3 separate regions of the Homo sapiens genome follow, and all the other regions are linked to region 2. The links are chromatin contacts, found by Hi-C in ENCODE. All regions are on one chromosome and are shown on one strand. Each heading gives the region's core, a stretch centred on a gene start or an enhancer-like site at or near the end of the contact. The rest is flanking DNA. Distances are from core to core; before and after follow the strand shown. Region 1 overlaps LINC01934 (long intergenic non-protein coding RNA 1934). Region 2 has its middle 210 kb from the start of EPCART. Region 3 overlaps UBE2E3 (ubiquitin conjugating enzyme E2 E3).

Region 1 (4,117 bases), core at 669-3,168, 980 kb after region 2:
AATAAGCAGTAGTTCACGTTTTCAATATGTGCAGAGCTCTAATTTTAGATAGACCCAGCTTAAATATTCTAGACAAGTGGCTTAATCTCTACATGCTTCAGATTTCTTGTCTATAAAATAGATAATAATTTATATTTTATATTTGTGAGGATTTAAGAATACATATAATGTTCTTAATATAAAATAGGCTCAATAAATATTATTTACATAATTTTGATGTTGAAAATAACTATTTCCTATGGCACACATTTACCTATGTAACAAACCTGCACTCCTGCACATATATCCCAGAACTAAAAATAGATAAATAAGTAATGATAAAAGAAAAAAATGCTAAAGTGAATTCTTCACATTGAAAAATGAAACAATGAAATAATATGATTTCATATGAAACCATAGGAAAATATAAAGCTCTCTATAAAAGGTAAATATATATACAAGTATAAGACTGTTATCATAATGATGGTATATAAAACTCTCATAATTCTGCTATAGATTTAGTATAGTGTACTACTAAACTGTACACTTAAAAAGGTATAAAATGTTATATTTGTTTTAGTTCAATTAAAATTTTATAAAATGAAAAAAGAAAACTAATTCATAACATGGATGTATTAATTTATTATTTATTACCAAAATTGCATTTTATAAAGAAAAATAGCAATCTATGTTATAACCAAAGATACTCTGAAAAAAAAATCAGGTTAAAATATGGAAAAATATTTCAAACAAAAATATGTGAAAAAATGAAAAGTACAATAAAAATATCAACATGCGTTTTTATGAAGCTAGACAAGTTTATTTTAAAGTTTATGCAGAAAAATACATACACAAGAATAGGGCCTGGCATGGTGGCTTATGCCTATAATCCCAGCACTTTGCGAGGCCTTGGTGAGAGGACTGCTTGAGCCCAGGAGTTTATGACCAGCCTAGGCAACATTAGTGAGGCCCTGTCTCTACAAAACATTAAAAAAAATAATAATAACCAAGTGTGGTCCCAGTTACTCAGGAGGCTGAGGCAGGAGAATCACTTGAGCCTGGGAGGTCAAGGTTGCAGTGAGCCAGGCAGTGAGCACTCCAGCAGGCTGGGTGACAGAGTGAGGCCCTGTTTCAAAAAAAAAAAAAAAAAAAAAAAAACACTAAAAAGAAAAGCTGTAAGTGGGAACTAGTTATAACAAATGTTAAAACCTAGTATAAATCTTTTATACTTAAATCTTTTTATACTATAAATCTTTTAAACAGTGTGTCACCAGCTCATGATAAAAAGACTGATGAGTGGAACTGAATGGAAATTCTAGAAATAGATCCAGGTACATATTGAACTTGGGTATGTATGTGCATATCTGTACATTTACATCTATTTCCAAGTTCTCTGCCAAACCTGAAAACCCATTTTTGGGGATTTCTCTCCTGCACTGACTTGGTGTTACTGTCCTGGCAGGTGAACCTTGATTTTATTCCATGCTTCTAGTGATAGATTTTACCAGCATTGTTCATTACAACTTTCTGTATTGATGGAAATGTTCTAAAATCCGGGCTGTCCATTAGGGAAGCCACTGTCCATATGTGACTATTGAGCCTTTGAATTAGGCCAATGTGTGACTGAGAAACTTAGTTTTAAATTCTATTTAATTTGAATTAATTTATGTTTAAATAGTCATACAAGGTGTGTGGGGACGCTACTGGATGATCCTGCCCTATACTCTAAGCTCCTCCAGGAGAGGTCCAAGTCTGTTTAGTTCACATCAATGTCTAGTACAGTGCCTGAGGGATGACTAGTCTTTTTATTTCCAATCCGTATTAATTCTATTACATATGTATAGTAGGAGGGCTGGTTGCACCCTGATGTTCAGCTCCAAACCAGAAGATTAAATGCCCCAGTGCTGGATGTAGATGCTTAGAAGAAGCAGAAGCAGCTGCTAAGGGTGGGGCGTGATCAGGGAGGAGAACTGCAGCTTGTAATCGGTATTTCTTGCAAAGGCTTTTCCCTCTGCAAAAGTTCACTCTAATTTACATAAACCTCGGAGTATTGTTTTTAGATAATAGGGAGTAAAAAACAAAAGCAGACATAAATATATTTATCCACCTGCCTCAAGAAAATGATAGCTTTCTTAAAATAGTATTTTCAGCCTTTCTCTGGAGAAATATGTCTTTGAGGAAACATACACTCTCAATGGTTTAAGTAAACACGTCTCAGGAAAGCAGAACATCAGATGGAGGGCTCAACAGCAACAAAAGGAGGAAATCAGAATTTTATAAGAATTTCTGGTAATCTAAAGATTGTTTAAATCAGATCTTCATAGACAATTTTGGGCAAAGTCAAATAAAATGTTAATGCTGGTATAGAGAGAGCAAATGTTCTATGGGGCCATAAATGACTGACTGGACTTTCAGCTTTCCCAGTCCCTCAGCCGAGTAAGGAAAGCTACTCAACTTCTCTGATCATTAGCTCGTTTATCCGCAAAAGAGAATTGTATTGGGTAAGTGTGGTTTGCGGGGATGGAAATGTGGGTCAATGGTCAGCAGAGGTGAATTCCCCTCTACTAGTGTTTCCTGTCACACTATAGCTACCCCAAAGAGGTTGTCGTACAGGGTTAAACAATGTGAGAGCTGGAGAAGGTTCTAGAAATCACCCAATCAAATGAGGAAATCGACTAAAGAGGCAAAGACAAAAGTGATACCAGCAGCAGACTCTAAAAAAAGAACATGGCAAAAGTCACCAGGCTCACACCTGCTCCATGCTCTGGGTCACCATCTTCGAAATCAGGACTCTGCTGAAAGTTCAGAGATGCTAACACTCAAGTGCATATTTCAAGTACAGCTTTCTCACGCTGTGATTTCCATTATTTGTTTTTCTTTAGTTTGTTAAGTGTGTTGCCAGAGTGATGAGATTTCTTTATTCGAGCAAGTGATTACAATCACTTTACATTAAAAAAAAAAAAAGTCTCAACATTATATAGTAGGAAGACCAGCTTTTTGCTCAGTCTTCTACAGTTTTCTCTCTTTCAATGAGGCACTTTGGCGTATCTTAAATTTCAATGAACACAAACAACTTTCAGGGTTTTCTTTCTTTCTTTCTTTCTTTCTTTCTTTCTTTCTTTCTTTCTTTCTTTCTTTCTTTCTTTCTCTCTCTCTCTCTCTCTCTCTCTCTTTCTTTCTTTCTTTCTTTCTTTCTTTCTTTCTTTCTTTCTTTCTTTCTTTCTCTTTCTCTCTCTCTCTTTCGTTCTTTTACTCTGGGTGGCCTCTTTAGCTTCATTGTCTTTTCTCTTCCTGATCATAAGACACAGCATACAGATGTCTGATTGTGACAAAGGACTTGTGAAATTACACATTACAGACAAAGAATAGTTATGTCAGTTATGAAATTTTGTATTTTATAGTACAGTGCAGAAGTGCAATATCAATGTGTAGATCAAATATTTGCTTAAAAGAAAATTCCCTAAAGTCATACAATTTGGAAATTCGTTCAGATTTGAGTATGCTTTTGATTTACTTTACAGCAAGTATAAAATCCATTTTATTTTCTCTCCTGTTTCCTGATTTGGGTACTTAATTTTACATAGGTAAACATCTACAAACCTTTCCTCGTGTCAAGTTAATTTTCTCATATAGAATTTCTTTTTAGCACAGCTACAACTTTATCTAATGAGAAATCATTTTAGGTCTGGTATTCAGATATAATAGAACATAAGAGAAAGACAAAGAACCATAATTTTTGAAATGAGGTAATATAACCTAAATATTATGTGTGTGACATGACAAAGAAAATAATATACAACTGATACTTTACCAAATTTTGGGATATTACCCCATTGTGTCACTCTGGAGACGAACACACAGAACACTCCTAGAAGGCATATGACCTGGGTAGTTTTATCATTATCCATTATTAGAGACTGTAGACCTATAAATATTATTAATGATGTGCTTTCTTTTTCAATGAGTCATCTGCTCTCACTACCCTTTTCTTTAGCTATTATTTCCCCAGTGTTCCTCTTACTTTTTTATTTTTAGGGTCTCTCTCCCTTTCTCACTCACTCATCTCATACCTGTTCCATATTTTATTTATTTATTCATTCATTCATTGTATTCAGAAAGAACTTATATGATGATAAGA
Region 2 (4,146 bases), core at 1,568-4,067:
GTGATACATATATCAACAGAATGAAGGACAAAAAACACATGAAGCATTTGATAAAATTCAAGAAGCATTTGATAAAATTCAACATTCCTTCATGTTAAAACTTTCAATATACTAGGTATAGAAGGAACATACCTCAAGAAAATAAAAGCCATATACGCCCGACCCATATCTAGTATCATACTGAATGGAGGAAAATGAAGACCTTTCTTCCAAGATTTGGAACACGACAAAGGTGCCTACTTTCACTACTGTTATTCAACATCTACAGGAAGTCCTAGCTGGAGCAATCTGACAAGAGAAAGAAATACAGGGCATCCAAATTGAAAAGGAAGAAGTCAAATTATCCTTGTTTGCAGGTGATATTATATCTGGAAAAACCTCTAAACTCCATAAAAAAACTATTAAAACTGATAAATTTGGTACAGTTGCAAGGTATAAAATCAACATACAAAAATTAGTAACGTTTCTGTATGCCAACAGTGAACAATCTGAAAAAGATATAAAAAATAATTTCATTTACAATAGTCACAAACAAAATTAAATACCCAGGAATTAAACAGAGAAGTGAATAATCTCTATAAAAACACTGATGAAAGAAATTGAAGAAGACACACAAAAAAGGGAAAGATATTTCATGTTCATGGATGGAAATAATCAATATTGTTAATATGCCCAAAATCCTCAAATCTACAAATTTAATACAATTTTTATGAAAAATCAATTACATTCTTCACAGAAATATAAAAGAAAAATCCTAAAATTAATGTGAAGCCACAAAAGACTTAATATAGTCAAAGCTATCCTAAGCAAAAAAAACAAAACTGGAGGAAACTCATTACCTGACTGCAAATTTTACCACAGAGCTATAGTAGCCAAAACAGCATGGTACTCGCATAAAAGCAGACATGTAGACCAATGGAACAGAATAGAGATCCCAGAAACAAATCCACACACCTACAGTTAACTCATTTTTTATAAAGAACATGCCCTGAGGAAGAACACACCGTGAGGAAAAGGGTATGAGGAAGAACATACCCCGAGGAAAAGGTATGCCAAAAACATACCCTGAGGAAAAGACAGTCTCTTCAATAAATGGTACTGGGAAAACTGGATATTGATATGCAGAAAAATGAAACTAGGCTCCTCTCTATTATCTTATACAAAAAAATCAAATGAAAATTGACTAAAGATAAATCTAAGACCTCAAACTATGAAAATACTATAAGAAAATACTGGGGAAAACCTCCAAGACATTGATCTGGACCAAACTTTCTTGAGTAATACCCAACAAGCACAGGCAACCAAAGCAAAAATGGACAAATGGGATCACATCAAGTGAAAAAGCTTCTGCACAGCAAAACAACCAACAAAGTGAAGAGACAATCCACAGAATGGAAGAAAATATGTGCAAACTACCCATTTGACAAGGAATTAATAACCAGAATATATAAAGAGCTCAAAAACCCTGTAGGAATAAATTCTAATAATCTAATGAAAAAATGCGCAAAAGACTTGCATAGACATTTCTCAAAAGAAGACAAACAAACGGCAAACAGGCATACTAAAAGGTGCTCAACACAGTTGATCATTGGAGAAATGTAAATCAAAACTACAATGAAATATCATCTCACCTGGGTCAAAATGGCTTTTACCTAAGAGTCAAGCAATAACAAATGCTGGTGAGGATGTAGAAGAAAAGGAATTCTGGTACACTGTTGGTAGGAATGTAAATTAGTACAGCAACTGTGGAGAACCTTCAGTGTGGAGGTTACTAAAAAACTAAATATAGAGCTACCATATGATTCAGTAATCCTACTACTGGGTATATACCCAAAAGAATGGAAATCAGCAGCACTTCCATGTTTGTTGCAGCACTGTTCACAATAGCCAAAATTTGAATGCAACCTAAGTGTCTATCAACAGATGAATGGATAAAGAAAATATGGTACTTATACACAATGGAGTACTATTTAGCCATAAAAATAATTAGATTCTGTTATTTGCAACAACACGAATGGAATTGGAGGTTATTATATTAAGTAAAATAAGCCAGTAACAGAAAGACAAACATCGCATGTTCTCACTTGTTTGTGGAATCTGAAAATCAGAACAATTGAACTTATAGAGAATGGAATGGTGGTTACCAGTGTCTGAGAAGGTAGTGGGTGACAGGTGGGGGGTGGAAATGGAGATGGTTAGTGAGTACCAAAAAATAATTAGAAAGAATGACTAAAACCTAGTATTTGATGAGAGTGCAGCAGGGTGACTATTGTGAATAATAATTTAATTATACATTTAAAAATAACTAGAAGTGTATAATTGGATTGTTTTAAACACAAAAGATAAATGCTTGAGGGTACAGAAACCCCATTTTACATTATGTGATTATTATGCATTGCATGTCCACTTCAAAACATCTTATTTACCCTATAAATATATAGACCATGTACCCAAAATTAAAGTAAAAAAAGAAAAGAAAAAATGCCAATCTATAATTCCATATTGTGCTAATCTATTATTTAAGAGGCAGAGGGAAATGCTATTATCAGACAAACAAAAACCACAATTTTCAGAAAGTTTGGTTGTAAAGAAAAGAGACAACTTTTATAGGAATAAGTGATGGATACAGAGTCCGAGAATCATGTTAAATTTGTAGAAACTTGAAAATGTCGATAGACCAAATGATGGGAAATGATAGAGGCAGTAACAGAAAGGCAAGAGAGGAGAAAGAAGAAGGGATGGGGAAAGAAGGTAAAGAGAGAGAGAGAGGAGATTATTGTTAGAAAAGCTTGAAAATCTATGAGGCAGGTGGAATCAAGATTTTGAGGAAGTGAGAATGGGTGCATGTATGAGAGAGTCAAAAGTGACATTGAAAAACAGAGAAAAAAGGAAGTGAACAGAAAGATGACTAAAAACCAGTAAAATAGTTGATAAGAGATACTGAGAGCTCAACGGATGTTTCAAAGCATAAATTTCCATCAGCAACACCGCTACCATTTCTATTTCTTAAATAAGGAAAAATTATATTTCTAAAATTACAACAGTTCCTGAATTTTATTTTATTTTGTCATTAGAGACAGGGTCTTGCCATGTTGCCTAGGCTGGTCTCGAACACCTCAGGGTGGGAGGATTACTTAATTCCAACTCCCAAGTAGTTGAAGTTACAGGTGCAAGCCACCATGTCAGCTCAGTTTCTGAATTTTAGAGCAAAAGCTAAATTATATCTTTAAGGGAGACTCTTTAGTGAGATTTATAGTTATGTAGTCCTACCCACAGCTTTTGAAATCTAAAATTAGTGATTCCAAAAACAGATGCGACTGTTAAATAATGTATTCAGTTACATAAAATATAATTTATTTCATAATGGGAAAATAGTTTAATATTAGTTTATTTTTATCTTTCTGTGGTAAGACCTAGAAACTGACTGGGAAGCTGGATCTTAAGAAAAAGCACAGAAATAAGGGAAACTCAAGTCGGTTGGTGGAGAGTAGTGGTACAAAGACTAGCATGTCAGGAATGAAGAAGACAGATGGGTCTTATGAAATTTTCTGTTTAAGGACATTATCAAGAGATACTTGGGATCTTTAGTTTTGTGGTACTGTTACCTGATATCTAGTTTTAAGATTTCCTTCCACTTAGTTTTAATCCCTACATCTTATTGTCTACATATGCCTGGGAGCCTAAAGAGGTGGGTGACCTATGTATAGGCATTGGAACCAAGGTGAATTCAAGTGAGCAGTAGCTTCACTGAGAAGCAACAGGATGGCCAGAGATGATGGGAGTTGGGGATTTCCCAGAAGCACTTATCTGAAGCAAGACATCTGACAAGGATGGCTATGAAGAGAAAATGGGCATCTTACAGTCACATAGAATTTGAACTTGAATTATGGCTGAGTTGGATACTAGAGAAAAAGATAGCCTTAGAGTATTAGATACTTTAGATCAGAGGTTTTAGAATTACTTTTCAAATTATCTCTCCATTTTCATTAAAACTGTAAACCTTCACATCCAGAAGACTTAGAATTCTTGGTGTACTTTTACTAGTACCATTTCATTGGTGTTTAGCAAACTGCCTTAGATTATGCTTAATTGTATTTTCCCAAATCCCTTTATCACTCTAAGCTATTTGATGGAAAGAAATATATT
Region 3 (3,852 bases), core at 1,176-3,675, 700 kb after region 2:
ATGTCAGAATACCATTTTATGTCCAGCTTAAAGTTTAGTGTGAACCTTGAATTTTATTTCATTTCTATTTATATTCAGGTTTCTAAAGAACAAGTTTCCATGAACAAATGTGGCTTTCAACAGGTGAAATGATTTGAGTAATAGAAAAAAATTAGAATTTGAAAAATTTGAAGAATTTAAAAAGTTAACATATTTGAAGAATATGAAATACTAACATTAGGGAAGATTAGTTTGATACTTTTAATTTAGGAACTATTAGAGAAAGGGGAAAGACAACTAATATTTTAGGTGATTCTATTTAGATAAATGGCAAAATCCGCCTTGGAAAAGCTACATAATAAATATACAAGTCATTTGTAAACTATTCGGATCACTTAGGTGCTTTATGGTTAGTATTCATATTTTAAAATTAATGTACATTACAGCAAAATAACTGTTTTGTTTTAATATTTATATGCATTCTATATAAGGGATAACCTTTTGAATTGTAAAAAGTGAAACCTACAAAGTAAAACCTACACCTATTATACTATGATTTGCATGATGTAAGGCTATAAATGTATATTCCTTTTTCTGAACTATTCTTTCAAGGGTTGCAGTAGTACTGTCAGCTGCTGATTTTTCTTTTTGAACTTAAACACAGCTTTTGTCATTGTCATGGAAATGTTACCATGTTCTTTATTTTAAAATGTATTTATAAAAAATATGAATTACTTTTTAAATAGTAATAACTACTCTTACTAGTGATATATATTACTTTCAGTAGATGTATTATATATTACTCTTAGTAATATTATATATGTATACTTTAATAAACATGTAAAAAGCATGCAATGCTAAGCTCATTAGTAATATATTAGTAATGATACATAGCAAGCTTGTTCAACCCATGACCCGTGGGTCACATGCGTCCCAGGACGTTTTTCTAGCCCAACACAAATTCGAAAACTTCCTTGAAACATTATTAGATTTTTTTTGCAATTTTTTTTAAGCTCATCGGGTGTCATTAATGTTAGTGTATTTTATATGTGACCCAAGACAATTCTTTTTTTAGTGTGGACACCCCTGATATATAGTTGTACTTGATTGTTCCCAAGGGTTTTTACCACAGGAACAGAGGAAGGTCACATAATAGGTAATATAAGCTGATGATGAATTTTACTCATAATTTAATGGCCAGCTGTCTCAGAATTTAAGATTTATTTTGTTTGGTGTTGAACTCTATAGGTATAAAGTAAGCCTCCAATGTGGTAAGTGATGTCAGTACAGTGCATTCTTCAAACAGTAAAGTCAATCCTGATTTCTTGAGTGGTATGTTTGAAATACCAAATTCCTTATTGAAATGGACAGAATGAAGGACTTGGCTCACAGCAGGCAACAGGCAACATCTTGTACATTCTAATTTTTGCAAAGAAAGAACGAAGTTGGAGGACTCATACTACTTGATTCTGACGTACTAGGTAAACATAGAGTAATCAAAATAGTGTGGTATTGGCATGGGTTGGGCATATAGATCAGTGAAACAGAATAAGGAGCCCAGAAGTAGATCCACACATAAATGGTCAGTTGATTTTCAGCAGAAATGCCAAGGTAATTCAGTAGGGAAAGGATTTCGACATAAAGTGTTAGAATAACTGAGTATCTATACACAAAATACAGCAGGTCCTTGAATAATGGTTCATTCAACATTGTATTGTACTTACAACGTTCATGAGGAAAAAACCTGATTCCTGGCAGGGGCCATTGTGTGGAGTTTGCATCTTCTCCCGTGTCTGTGTGGGCTTTCTCCGTGTATTCTGGTTCCCTCCTAAATTTCAGAGATGTGCATGTTAAGTGAATTGGTGTGCCTAAATTGTCCCCACCTGAGTGAGTGAGGGGGTGTGGGGGTTATGTGAAAGTGTGCCCAGTGATGCAGGAGCATCCTGTCCAGGGATGGTTCACACCCTGTGCCCTGGGCTGCTGGAACTCTTCAGCCACCCTCTACCCTGAACTGGAATAAGTGGGTAAACAATACTCTAACTTGTTTTTTATTAACTTTTCTTAACTGTATGTATAGCTCACATTTATTTCAATGCTTGATATTAGAAATATTTTGGTCTTTATTTAGTAAATTTTGGTGATGTTGTGACCAGAAATATGACATAGGAACTTAAATCTTGTTTATGTCAATTAGCCTGTGGTTAAATTGGTTTCAGTATATGTCATTTCACATAAAGTTGCAGTTTCCAAGAACCTATCCACAACATTAAGCGAAGACTTACTGTATTGAACCTTGATTGTGACCTCACATCATCCATAGTTATGCATTGTATAATGACATTTTGATGAACAACAGTCCTCATATATAATGGTGGTTCCAGAAGATTATGATAGAGCTGAAAAATTCCTGTCACCTAATTGAGGTTGTAGTCATCGTAGCATCGTCAGACAGTGCATTACTCACATGTTTGTGGTGATGCTGGTGGAAACAAACTTGTGCTGCCAGCAAATATAATTATATGTAGTACATACTTGATAATAAACAACTGTGTTCCTGGTTTATGTATTTACTGTACTTTTTATTGTTATTTTAGAGTGTACTCCTTATTTTTTTAAAGTTAACTCTAAAACAGCCTCAGGCAGTTCTTTCAGGAGGTATTGCAGGAGAAGGCATTGTTATAGGAGATGACAGCTCTATGTGTATGTTATTGCTCATGAGGACCCTACAGTGGAACAGGATGTGGCGGTGGAAGACAGTAGTGATATATATGCTCCTGAGCCTGTGTGAGCCTAGGCTAATGTGTATGTTTGTGTCTTAGTTTTTACAAAAAAAGTTTAAAAAATTAAATAAAATAACTTTTAAAAATAAAAAAGCTTATAGACAAATACAAAGGAAAATATTTTTGTACAGCTATACACTGTGTTTGTGTTTTAAGCTCAGTGTTACTACAGAAGAATCAGAAAGTTAAAAAAAAATTTTAAGTTGACATAGTAAAAAAGTTACAGCCAGGCTCACACCTGTAATGCCAGCACTTTTAGGAGGTTAAGGGGGGAGGATTATTTGAGGCCAGAAGTTTGAGGCCAGCCTGGGCAATATAGCAAGACACCATCTCTACAAAAAATTTAAAAATTAGCGGGCATGGTGGCATATGCCTGTAGTCCCAGGTGCTTGGGAGGCTGAGGTGGGAGGACCACTTGAGCCCAGGAGTTCAAGATTGCAGTGAACTATGATCATACCACTGCACTCTGGTCTGAGTGACAAAGTCAGATCTTGTCTCTAAGCACAAAATAAAAGTTATAGTAAGCTAAAGTTAATTTATTATTGTGGAAGAAAAGTATTTTTGTATAAATTTAGTATAGCCTAAGTGTTTATAAAGCCTGCAGTAGTGCACAGATACATCCTACGCCTTCACTACTCACCCCTGACTCACCCAGACCAACTTCCAGTCCTGAAAGCTCCATTGTGGTAAGTGCCCAATACAAGTGTACCACTTTTTATCTTTTATATCATTTTTACTGTACCTTTCCTGTGTGTTTAGATACACAAATCACATTGTTTTACAGTTGCCTACAGTATTCTATATAATAACATACTGTGTGAGTTTGTAGCCTGGGAGCAATAGGCTATACCATATAACCTAAGTGTGTAGTAGGCTGTACCATCTAGCTTTGTGTAAATACGCTATGATGTTTGAAAAATGACAAAATCCCCGAATGACACATTTCTGAGGTCATATTCTTGTTGTTAAACATTAAGTGACACATGACCATACAAAAATTAATTCAAAATGGGTCATTGACCTAAATGTAGGAGCTAAAGCTATAACTTCTAGAATATAATGTAAGAGCAAAATTTTATGCCCTTGGATTAAG

Evidence for each region. Hi-C counts contacts between places; a loop is a spot of excess contacts on that map. Pooled maps may share reads with other maps.
Region 1: a loop to region 2 is called in a map of B cell, with 3 times the contacts of the local background. The contact joins two enhancer-like sites. A Hi-C loop is called at or near these places in 1 of 168 maps with a recorded cell type or tissue (B cell), 2 of 37 single-sample maps with no recorded cell type and 1 of 50 pooled maps.
Region 3: a loop to region 2 is called in a pooled map, with 2.6 times the contacts of the local background. The contact joins two enhancer-like sites. A Hi-C loop is called at or near these places in 2 of 37 single-sample maps with no recorded cell type and 2 of 50 pooled maps.

Annotation. Positions count from the first base shown.
Region 1 is chr2:181,310,118-181,314,234 of GRCh38, forward strand. The region is part of intron 3 of LINC01934 (long intergenic non-protein coding RNA 1934); the gene reads left to right. Among named protein-coding and RNA genes, the nearest start is that of MIR4437, 6.5 kb to the left of the region's middle. RefSeq lists an enhancer at 2,751-2,800. Within about 2 kb of position 1,919, at least 7 of the 41 ENCODE cell types and tissues checked have a DNase peak (open chromatin) inside an H3K27ac peak, as active enhancers do; they include B cell, where a contact is called at or near this core.
Region 2 is chr2:180,331,859-180,336,004 of GRCh38, forward strand. No RefSeq gene overlaps it. Among named protein-coding and RNA genes, the nearest start is that of EPCART, 210 kb to the left of the region's middle. Within about 2 kb of position 2,818, at least 2 of the 41 ENCODE cell types and tissues checked have a DNase peak (open chromatin) inside an H3K27ac peak, as active enhancers do; they include B cell, where a contact is called at or near this core.
Region 3 is chr2:181,034,711-181,038,562 of GRCh38, forward strand. The region is part of intron 3 of UBE2E3 (ubiquitin conjugating enzyme E2 E3); the gene reads left to right. Among named protein-coding and RNA genes, the nearest start is that of UBE2E3-DT, 56 kb to the left of the region's middle. Within about 2 kb of position 2,426, at least 2 of the 41 ENCODE cell types and tissues checked have a DNase peak (open chromatin) inside an H3K27ac peak, as active enhancers do.